Regions from separate parts of the Mus musculus genome. Here region 2 is linked to region 1. The links are chromatin loops, found by intact Hi-C in ENCODE. Cell type or tissue: left cerebral cortex. All regions are shown on one strand. Links, peaks and the distances in the headings refer to the core of each region. The heading gives the core; the rest is flanking DNA. Region 1 overlaps Gm32770 (a long non-coding RNA gene). Region 2 overlaps Vwa5b1 (von Willebrand factor A domain containing 5B1).

Region 1 (5,372 bases), core at 77-5,076:
GCATTCGAGGCACTTCAGCAAACATTTATCTACCATGCACGTTGGGCCAGGTGTGATCCTGAGATCTAAGGAGCTGGGGGGTGGGGGTGGGGGAGGGCGTGGGAACAGATTGTCTGAGCAGCTTTAGTGTGACTAGTCCCGCTGATGTGTTTAAAGTGTTGCTGGGTAGGCATGCAAATGCCAAAGTTAGGACAGGAAGAAGCACAGGGGGACGGTGATGATGCTTCCCTGATACTATAACCTAAAGCGATCTAGACGCCAAATTTAAAGACGCTGGATTCCCTGGTCCGTGGGCCGTGTGGGCTGTAGCCTTTGAACAGACTCCAGGATCCTTCTACTCCTGAGTTATGCTAAATTCAGGAGGCCAAGTGGGCTCCTGCTAGGGCAGGGCTATTTCTATGCCCTTCCTCAGAGCTTTGGAAGTCAGAAGCAGGAGTGTGGAATTCAGCCAGAGATAGGAAGGCTAAGGGAGACAGGATCTCGTCCTAACTTCCCCAGTATTCTGAGGGACAGCCCTGGAGGGTTGTTGCTTAGATGTTAGTGGAACCCAATACACTTAGTCTGGTAGTAGTTAGGATGTTCAAGACAATTTGTGCATAGAAAGCCAGGGACACAAGGTGGCAGAGACATGGTCTCCTCCAGGTGCCTTCTCTTGTCTCTGGAAGCAGCTTCCTTGTGTCCTGGGTGAATCCCTGGATCTACCTCTTTCTAAGACACCCTAAAGTTGAGATTCCTCTCTGTTCTGCTCTCAATTTAAGCCTTCTCACAGGCTGTCATGCCCCCAGGGGTAGTTTGTGGAGCCTTAGGTTTGCAGTCCACTGGTTGGTCTCCTCTTCTCCAGCTCCTGTGTTCTGCCTCTACCCAGACCTCTGCCATCACCACTTGAAACTAAATACAAAAGAGCTTTGGCTCCTGACTGTTCCCTGGGCTGCCTCTCTCCATCACAGCCACTCAGCTGCAGCAGCTTTAGGAATAACTCCCAACGTCTCCTTGCCCCTCCCTCCCTCCTTCCCTCCCTCCCTCCCAGCATGCCATTAGCCACCTATTCTCTGCTTTTCAAAAGCTCTCTGGAATCTACGGCCTCTCTGCATTCCCACCTCCAGCGGCTTAGTTCAGGGAATGCCTCCAGATGACCTCTGCCTCTCCCCTGCATTCCCAATCACCTGCTCTCCCAGGTAGCAGGTGCTAGCCACTGTGGGGATGGCTCGGGAGCACAGATGTGGCCTTAAGACTCAAAACCTTCTAGAGGGCCCCATTCCAGCTGACAACCTCAAGTCCCCTGAGTGGCTTCAAAGGCGGTGAGGGACTGAGTTCCCTCTCCTGCCACAACTCAGGCAACTCTTCTTTCCTCTCTGCTCCATCTCACGAACCTGAGTTCCTAGTACTACTCCCACCCTCTTCCTCCCAGCGCGTCCCATGTGTCAGGCCACGTCTGTCCCCTCTGCTGAGCCATTTGTATTGTGTTCTTACCAAACCTGGTCCACCACTGAACTATATACTCCAAGCTAAATATTGTCAAGGCAACCTCAAGTGAATGGTTTCCTCCCCATCCTGGTTCAGGTACGGGGCATTGCTCCTAGGGCCGCGTGCGTGTTTTGCAAGTCCTGCAGGACTGAGCCGCAGCCCCAGTTGCACAAGCCTCATCTAACTTGACTGTTACCTCTATTGCAGTCCTTTGCTTATTGTCTGTCTTTAAACCAGTTGTGTTTCCTTCCCTGCCCACAACCTGTGCCCAGCACACAGTGGTTGCTTGATATATGCCTTTAAGTGCCCATTAGGTTACTCATGTACGCTTGGACTCTTCCTAGCCTGACTGGTATTAGCTGCTCTCAGATCCAACCCCCTGCCCTCTCTTGTCCTCTTTCACTAATTTTATGGTTTGGTTCCCCGGAAGGCCCTTCTCTTCTGCCTACAAGCAAGCCTGCTAACACCAGGACCCTCACACCCATCACACTCTGGAAAGCAATTTCGTGTCCTAATGAACAATTTCTGCTGAGGAAGAAAATTCCCACTATAGGCATCAATGCAGAAATAAGATTTTCAACTTTAGAGTTCTGTCTAGCGTTCAGCATCCAGGTGAACAGAAAGAAAGGGGGGAGGGGCAATGTTCTACGTAGGTGTCTAGATTTAATGGTCACTATCACCTTTACACACACACACACACACACACACACAGAGAGAGAGAGAGAGAGAGAGAGAGAGAGAGACCAGTTAAATAATTCATCTCCAGGAGCATTTATAAGCTGTAATTTCCCTGCTCAATGCTCATGAAATGGGACCAGTGGGTTGGGCAATGTCCTTAACAAGCACCAAGCATAGCAGAAAAAAAAAAGGCAGCATCCTTCTGCTGCAGAGCCTGGCTGCATCCTTCTGCTGCAGAGCCTGCATCCTTCTGTGCAGAACCTGGCAGCATCCTTCTGTGCAGAGCCTGGCAGCATCCTTCTGTGCAGAGCCTGGCTCAGACAGTGTGACCAGGAACCAAGCATGAATGACAGCCTCTGATTTGTTCAGCAAAGCCCATTTCAGAGCAATTAAAAAGAAAATGTCATCTCCTGTCCAAGGCGCAAACAAAAGGCCAAGGCGGCTTTTTTCTCTCTTTTAATTGATCTGGGCTGTCAGCTGCTGCATTAGCAACCCAATTGTGTTCTAATTAACACCCTAATTAAGTGTTTTATCATCAGAACCTAAGAAGGGCGTGAACTGGGAAGTGAAAGTGCCAGTGGGGTGGGAAGGTCTGAGGTCCCCAAGGCAGGACATTTAAACACGGTTCTTAGATGTGGGAAGGTTTTGGACTTTTTTTCTCTTTCACACAAGTGGGTTTCCACAGAGGAGTCTTTCAAACAGGTTGTTTCTGATGCAAACGTTTCAACCACTTACGAACAAACCCTAGATAGGGACACATGGAACCAGCAGACCAGAGTAAAGGGAGAAAGCCAAATGGGAGTTTGGGCGCATAATGGATAGAACCATAAGTTAAAATGAGGTTGTCTTAATTAACCCTGTCTCTGTCTGTCTGTCTGTCTGTCTGTCTGCCTGCCTGTCTGTCTGTTTCTGTTTCTCTGTCTGTCTCTCTCTCTGTCTCTGTCTCTCTCTCTCTGTGTATGTGTGCACAGGGAGAAAGAATTAGAGAGATGGGGCAGGGTGTGAATTCATTCTGACATTTTCATTGGCCTGTGTTATAAACAAATCAACACGGCCATTTGGCACACCTTGTTGGTTTCGTCTTGTGAGAATAGAAACTTAGGTTGGTTACAGATTAGCTGGGGCTGGTGGGAGGGGATGGTGCTAGCCTCTAAGCCAGATGGCTCAAGTTCTGTCCCTGACGTCCACATGGTGGAAGGAAAGAACCAACTCTGGGAAATGTCCTCTGACTCCCACAGGAGTCATATGTGCCCATGCCCTAACCCCAAAAGAGAAGTTATGGTACTGGAATGTCCCACCCGTCTACCAGCTCCTCTAGTGGGGTGAGGTAGGTTGAAGACTGCAGGCTTTGGGGTAGACCCTTTGTCATGGTTTGTATAAGCTTGGCCCAGGGAGGTGTGGACTTGTTGGAGTAGGTGTGTTACTGTGGGTGTGGGCTTTAAGACTCACCCTACCTGCCTGGAAGCCAGTATTCTCCTAGCAGCCTTCAGATGAAGATGTAAAACTCTCAGCTCCTCCTGTACCATGTCTGCTTAGATACTGCCATGTTCCTGTCTCGATCATAATGGACTGAACCTCTGAACCTGTAAGCCAGCACCAATTAAATGTTGTCCTTATAAGAGTTGCCTTGGTCATGGTATGTTCACAGCAGTAAAACCCTAAATAAAACACCCTACTAAGATTTAGGGAAAAATTCTGTTCTCTTATCTGTAAAACTACAAATATGTGTGTCCTTGTAGGGGCTTTATGACAACTAAAGAGGAAATGTTCTCCAAGTGCTAGGAGAGCAGGAAGGACTAATAGATCTTACTTTCCCCTCCCCTCCCTTCTTCTTCCCCTCCCCTCCCCTCCCTCTTCACCTCTCCTCTCTTCTCTGCCCTCTCCTCCTCTCCCTCCCCTTCCCTCCACTCTTTTCTTCTCCATTCTCTGAAGCATCTTTTCCTTCCCCCTCCCTTCCCCTAACCCCCTCCTCTCCTCTCTTCTCTGTCCCCTCCTCCTCTTCCTCCCCTCCCCTCCCCTCCTCTCTTTTCTGACCCTCCTCCTCTCCTTCCTCTTCCCAATCCCCTTCCCTCTCCCCTCATGCATCTTTTCCTTCCCTCTCTCTTCTCCTCCTCCCCTCATCTCCTCTCTTCTCTGCCCCCTTCCCCTCTCCCTCCCCTCCTGTCCCCTCTTCTCCTCCTCTCTCTCCCCCTCCCCTTTTTTTCCTTCTCCCCTTCCCTTCCCTTTTCTCCTTCAGTTGTGTTTTTAACTCTTTAGCCTCTAAAGACAGAACCTCCTTTTTCCCACTGGTTCTTTATAGATCAACACAATCCAAATTCATTTAAAAATAAATACATAACATGTGTACCTATTTAAGAGGTACAGCATGGTGTCCCCGTGCCATTGTGCAGTGTGTGATGGTCGAATGGAGATAATTAGCACAGCTCTCTCCTCAAACATACATCATTTCTTTGTGTTGTAAACAATCAAAGCCTCTCTTCTAGATATTTTGAGAAATGCAGTAAATTACCATTAATTATAGACACTCTGCCCTACTGTGTTCCAGGACACAGCACCACAACTCGGCCCTGTTCAGCTGCAGTTCTGGACCCATTGTAATCATCGTCAACGCCACCCAAAGGTCTTTATTTTGAAAGCTTAGTCCTGGGCTGGGGATGTGGCTCATCAGGAAGGGCTCTTGTCTATTGTATAGAAAACCCTGGGCTGAATTCCCAACACTGTGTAAACCAGGCAAGGTGGTCCACACCTGTAACCCCAGCACTCAGGTGGTAGAGGCAGGAGGTTCAGAAGTTCAAAGTCATATTCTGCTACACATCAAATTGGAGGTATGTCCCCCCACACCAAAAAAAAAAAAAAAAAAGCCTTGGTCTTTGGGCCAGCCTGTGGCAAAGACAGCAGGAGGTGAAACCTTTGGTAGATGGGTCCTTCTGGAAGGAAACCAAGTCACAAGTCATTGAGGACTCCATAAGATGAACAGGCATTCAAGCCAAATGCTGTCAACATGAGGGGCTGCTATGCCACAACCAGAAGAAATGGGGTCATATGACCACAGGCTGACCCCTCTGAAACCAGGAGACAAAACCAAGCTTTCTTTGTTGATTATCTCAGACAATTTGTTATAGCAACAGGCGCTGGCTAATAACCATTTTCACCCATCATTTCCACAGATTCTGTGCCTTCCTGGAGCTCTAGGGTACAGATGTCAGCACCTGACATCTAAGGTCTTTAGC
Region 2 (5,372 bases), core at 168-5,167, 110 kb after region 1:
CCCCCTCCTCCTTCTTCCATCCTCCTAATTCTCTTCTTCTTCCCTCCTTCTCTTTTTCCTCCTCCCTCCTCCCTTCCCCTCCTCTTCTCCTCCCTCCCTCCTCTCCTCTTCCCTTCCTCTTCATTCCCATCCTACTTATCCCCTCCCCCATTCTCCCTTCTTCCTCTTCATCCCATCCTCATCCCCCTTTCCCTTCCTTGCCATCCTCCCCCTCCTCCTCCTCCTCTTCCTCCTCTTTCTACCCCTCATTCGTCCCTCCTCCTCTTACATTCTCCCTCCTCCCTCCCTTCCCCTGCCCTTTGCTTTCCTCCATAGACCCTACTTAACGAAGGCCATAACCTGAGCCAGGGCCCCAAACTTCATGGCCCAGGAGCCCGCAGGCCTTCCCTACTGCCTCAAGGCTGCCAGCTCATGCGCTTCTTTGACCAGAAGCCCCAGGCCTGGGGCCCTGTGAGAGAGCTGGATTGTGGTGCCAGCCGGACGTCTGCCCCTAACAGCCAAAGCTCTGAAGATCTGGGTAAGTGACCAAGGCCCACGATCCAAGGGGACAGGAAGGCTGTGGCCCAATTTCAGATGACAGAGACAGAGTACCAGTGCCTGTCTCTGTGTCTTTGTGAAACTCTTGCTCTGAGAACCTTCCTGTGCCCACCCCATCTGTTCATCCCCTCAGGGACAGGCTTCCAGAAAGGTGGATTTGTCCCTCTCTGGGACAAGCCCAAGCCACCTGTGCGTTAGCGCATTAGGAAGGATCGGTCTTTAAAGCTGGATGGCCTTTGTGTTTTCTAGAAATGACTGCCCCCAGGGGAGGGATGACATTCTCTGCAAATGGCTGCCTGTTTGGGCTCAGGTTCAGCCCTCTTGTTCTTCCAGCCATAGAGCCAGCCCATTGTCCTTCAACCTTTGAACGGGAGACATCCTTAGACTTGGAGCCCATGGCTGAGTCCGAGGAGCAAGCCAATCCCTGCAGGACTGCCACTCCAAGCCCTGTGGTGGGCAAGGCTTTGGTCAAAGGCCTGTGCGCCAACCAACGCATGCAGTGGGAAGTGAGCTTCGAGCTGGAGCCTCCAGCCCTGAAGAGGGGGGACACACAGAACGCTGACATGTGGAGTGAGACTTTCCACCACCTGGCGGCCCGCGCCATCATCCGAGAATTCGAGCATCTGGCAGAGCGCGAGGACGAGATCGAGCTGGGTGAGCCACCAGGATCAGGGTGGCAGGATTCCCTTTGGCAGCACGGTGCCCTTCTCACTGACCAAGGCCAACCCATTCCAAAGCCCCGCCCACACCCTAAGACCCACCCTCCAGAGACCTAGTGCCACATCTACTGCCCAAGATCCCTTCCCTAATTTTCAGACTCTCACCCACACCCAAAGCCCTCAAAGTCCTTGCTCTGTCTCAGTAACCTAAGGTTAGCCCTAGGTTAGCCTCGCCAACTAGCTCCACACTATGCACAGCTCGCCTCCTTACCACACCTCTGCTGAAGTCAAGTCTCTGTACCACTAGCTGTTTCCTGAGCCTACATTCCACTGTGTCTCACCCCATATTAAATGGAGCTTGGGCCTGAATCCTCAACTTGAGGTGCCCTCCCTTCCTCGGCCCTGGATTTGTCCATCTCTCCCACTCTTCAGATGACCCATCCTCCTCTCTTCCTACCTCCTCCTCTCCTACCACACTTGCCCACCCCCATGCTCCCTCATACCCAGCATTTCTCTGGGTGACTCATATCTGGTTCTGGAGGGTCAACAATGATAGGAGATCCTCTGAGGTTGAACCTTCCCAGAGGGCCCCTAGACCTAGCCTAGATCCTGCCCATTCTCATCAGCCCCAATGACTCCCCCACAGTCAGCGGGGGGCCAGGCTAGGTGTTTGGCCCCACAGACGCCTCCGGAGGGTTGGTTAGCATAGAATAAAGTGAGCACATCCTTTCCCGGGGCACCTGACACTGGCTAAGAGAGGCCAGCATTAATCAAACAATTACACAGCTAATTAAATAAGTCCTGTTCAGAAACGCTTGAATTCCAAGCCCTGTATAGCAGGGATGGGTCGTGAGCTAATTTAGTTCAGGAACTGGGGCAGCCTTTCCCAGAACGTGACTAGTGAAATCTCAATAGGACACACTTGGAGAACAGAGATAAGTGGCAATAAGTACGGGATTCCTTTGTTCTAAGTTTATGCTTAATTTGCATACTATGTGGTTCATATTTTATTTGTACTTGGGGGGTAACGCATGATCTTCTTTTCTTCCATGAATACTCCTCCCCCTTTTATTGCCCTGATTCCCTGAACAGCCCTCAGAAGGCAGCAAGCCATCAAGAGGGCTCACTGTTTGGTAGAAAGGGCGTGAACTTACAGGTCAGGTCATCCTGAGCCCTAATCTCAGGTTCTGACTAACTTGCTGTGTGACCAAGCATTGAGTCCTTCTCTCTAATGTTCAATCTGAAAGGGAGGAAGGAGAGAGAGAGAGAGAGAGAGAGAGAGAGAGAGAGAGAGAGAGAGAGAGAGGAGAGAGAGAGAGACTGTCTGACTGTGTGTCTGTGTGTGTATGTCTCTGTGTGTGTCTGTGTGCATACATTGTGTGTGTGTGTTTTGGGTGGGTTGTGCCAGTTGTGGAGGTGGGGGTAGATAGGTGTACAGAGAAGCCGGAGGAAGATTCAGGGTGTGTCCCTCTCATTCTCTAACTTGCTCCCTTGGGAGAAGAGTCTCTCACGGAGCCTGAAGCCTGGGGCTTTTTGGCGAGGCTGGCTGGCCGGCAAGCACCCTGGGTCCTCCTGTCTCTCAGCTCCCTGCATCTCCAGCCCTGGATTCCAGGTGGCCACAGCCATGCTCAGCTCCTTCTCTGCTGGGGACACAACTCAGCGCTTTCTTAGCAAGTGCTCTTGCCCACGAAGCCATCTCCCAGATCACGGCTTTCCAATCTTCTCAGCCATGTGGAAGGTCCCATGAGTCAGGGAACCCATGAAGCCCTGTCACAAGGTTCCCGCCAGTCACCTGCAAGATTCAAATACACAGTATAGACAACATAGGACGCCGTTTAAATAAACATGCTATTTAAAGGAATTAGCTATCTTTTACTCTAAGATAATGACTTAAGTTTTTATGTTAACACACCCTTTATCTTGTGAAATGGTGTTTTTTGTTTTGGTGGTGGTGATGGTGGTGTTTTGTTTTGTTTTTTTGTCTTTAATTAGCCCATTGGCAGGCCACCAATTTCAAGACCTACTTGACCCCAAAGATGGACTGCTAATCCAGCTCTCCTTTCAGCTTCCAGGGTCTCCACGCCAAGCAAGACTTTCTGATCCCAGACCGTGACCCTTGCTCTTCCTCCCACAGGGTCCAATCGCCGATACCAGGTGAACGCCGTGCACACCAGCAAGGCCTGCAGCGTGATCAGCAAATACACGGCCTTTGTGCCTGTGGACATAAACAAGAGGCAGTACCTGCCCACGGTCGTCAAGTACCCCAACTCTGGTAAGGCGCATGCGTGAGTGTAGGGAGAGGCACACTCCAGCCCGCGGGCTTGGGGAGGAGCTGAGATACAGGAAAGAGCAGGCTCCCAACGGGCGGGCGGCTCAGCCACAGAGGAAGAGGGGAGCAAGATGCCTTCAGTGTATTTTGTTCTCCCCCGGAGAGACGATAAACGATCCAGTTCTTTGTAAAGAGCCCCAAAATGTCTAGAATGATGCAACCTAAGACAGATGCGTCAGAGTGACAGTCACCCAGGAGGAGAGCTTGTACCTCCCTGCTGTGCCCATCCTGACTTCTCTTGGATGGGTTGTCTACAAGGAGGGGAATCATGTGACACGTGCAGTTACCTCAGCTGGAACACACCGATACATACTATGGTTTTCAAATTAAAGCTGTGAAAAATAGTCTATTCCTGAAGAAATACTTAAACGCTCTTTTTGATCACATACTGTATTCCACTGCAGGGATATCCCATCATCCACCAGGCCCAGCCTGGTGGCACAGGCCTGTCACCCTGGCTACTCAGACGATGGAGGTACATGGGTCGCCGGTCCAAGGCTACTTGAGCTACATCCTCCGTTTTCAAGGCTAGCCTGGGCAACTTAGCAAGGCCTTGTCTCAAAAATAAAAGTTAATAGGAGAGTCAGGGATATAACAGTGGAGTGCTTGCCTGGCGTGTGGGAAGCCTGGGGTCAGTCCCTAGAACTGGCTTTGCCTCTTATGTTTTATGCTTGGTCCACAAAGCATATGTTAGATCATCCAACCCTCGAAACAGTTCTGCCAAGTAACTTCGTTACTGCCCCATTTTACAGATGGGAAACAGAGGCAGAGGATGTTTCATGATGAGGCTTGAGGTCACTCAGCAGGACTGGAGGAGCTAAGCTTTTAATCCCAGTAGCCTGGTCCAAACCCTGCATTCTCACTCACTCTTCCATACTATTTATATTTATATTTGTATTTATATCTATTGCAACTTGGGACTGGCAAGATGGCACAGCAGGTAAAGGCGCCTGCTGGCAAGCCCAAGGGGCTCAGTTTGATCCCTGGAACCCACTTGGTTTAGGAGAGAAGCGACTCTTGTGTTCTCTGACTTTCACATTGGCCCAGGGGCAAGCTGTGTGTGTGTGTATGGTGTCTGTGTCCATGTGTGTCATCCGTGATGTCCATGTGTCTGTCTGTGGTGCCTGTGTGTATCCGTGTAGGACAGCAACCTTCCTAATGCTGTGGCCCTTTAATACAGTTCCTCGTGGTGTGGCGACCCCAGTCACAAAATTATATATTTTTTTACTTCACAATTGTGATTTTGCTACTGTTATGGACTGTAATGTAAATATCTGATAGCAAGATATCTGATAGCCCCTGTGAAAAGGTCATTCAACCCCAAGGGGTCACAACCCACAGGTTGAGAACCACAGATATAGGGCACACTTTTCATGGTTTTCGGCTTTGTCTTTAAGTCTAAGGTTTTTCTTTTCTGAATTATACTTTCTTGCCACTTACAAGACGTTGTCCTTGGTTGGCTGGTGGTTTGTTTTGCTTTGTTTGTTTGCTAGTGCCCAGGGCCTTGGCTTGCTGGGCATTCTACCACTAAGCTACATCCTCAAATCTCCCTCTCCCCTCCCCCTCCCCCTCTCCTCCTCCTTCTCCTTCTTTCTCACCAAACCTCCAGGAAAATGTTTACAAGCCAAGCATGCCCGTCCTCACCCTTCCAGTCTCCTTGTCCATGTTACCAAAATAATCCCTCATTCCCACATCCATTTCCAGTTCAGACCAGTGGCACTGGACCAGAGGCCATGGCCCTGCTGTGACCTCACTCCTGTTTCAGGGAAGCTGTTCTCTCTCTCTCCCTCTCCCTCCCCTCCCCCTCCCCTCCCCTTCTCTATCTCCCTCTCCATTTCCATCTCCCT

The links. Hi-C counts contacts between places; a loop is a spot of excess contacts. Peaks named below come from ENCODE experiments on the same cell type or tissue, not always from the same donor. Only the 100,000 strongest peaks of a DNase experiment are listed, where the experiment ranks them.
Region 2: it touches region 1 in a loop (2.9-fold over the local background); 3 of 42 quality-filtered maps call a loop at or near these places.

Annotation. Positions count from the first base shown.
Region 1 is chr4:138,686,481-138,691,852 of GRCm38, reverse strand. The region is part of intron 1 of Gm32770 (a long non-coding RNA gene); the gene reads right to left. Among named protein-coding and RNA genes, the nearest start is that of Gm32770, 12 kb to the right of the region's middle. In left cerebral cortex, for the core only: no CTCF peak of the experiment used is centred there; DNase peaks (open chromatin) are centred at 220 and 2,419; H3K27ac peaks cover 3,275 bases.
Region 2 is chr4:138,576,724-138,582,095 of GRCm38, reverse strand. Vwa5b1 (von Willebrand factor A domain containing 5B1) reads left to right here. Exons shown (of 22, transcript NM_029401.1): 15 at 316-517; 16 at 871-1,191; 17 at 3,331-3,468. Among named protein-coding and RNA genes, the nearest start is that of Vwa5b1, 45 kb to the left of the region's middle. In left cerebral cortex, for the core only: no CTCF peak of the experiment used is centred there; DNase peaks (open chromatin) are centred at 1,175, 2,075 and 2,832; H3K27ac peaks cover 1,781 bases.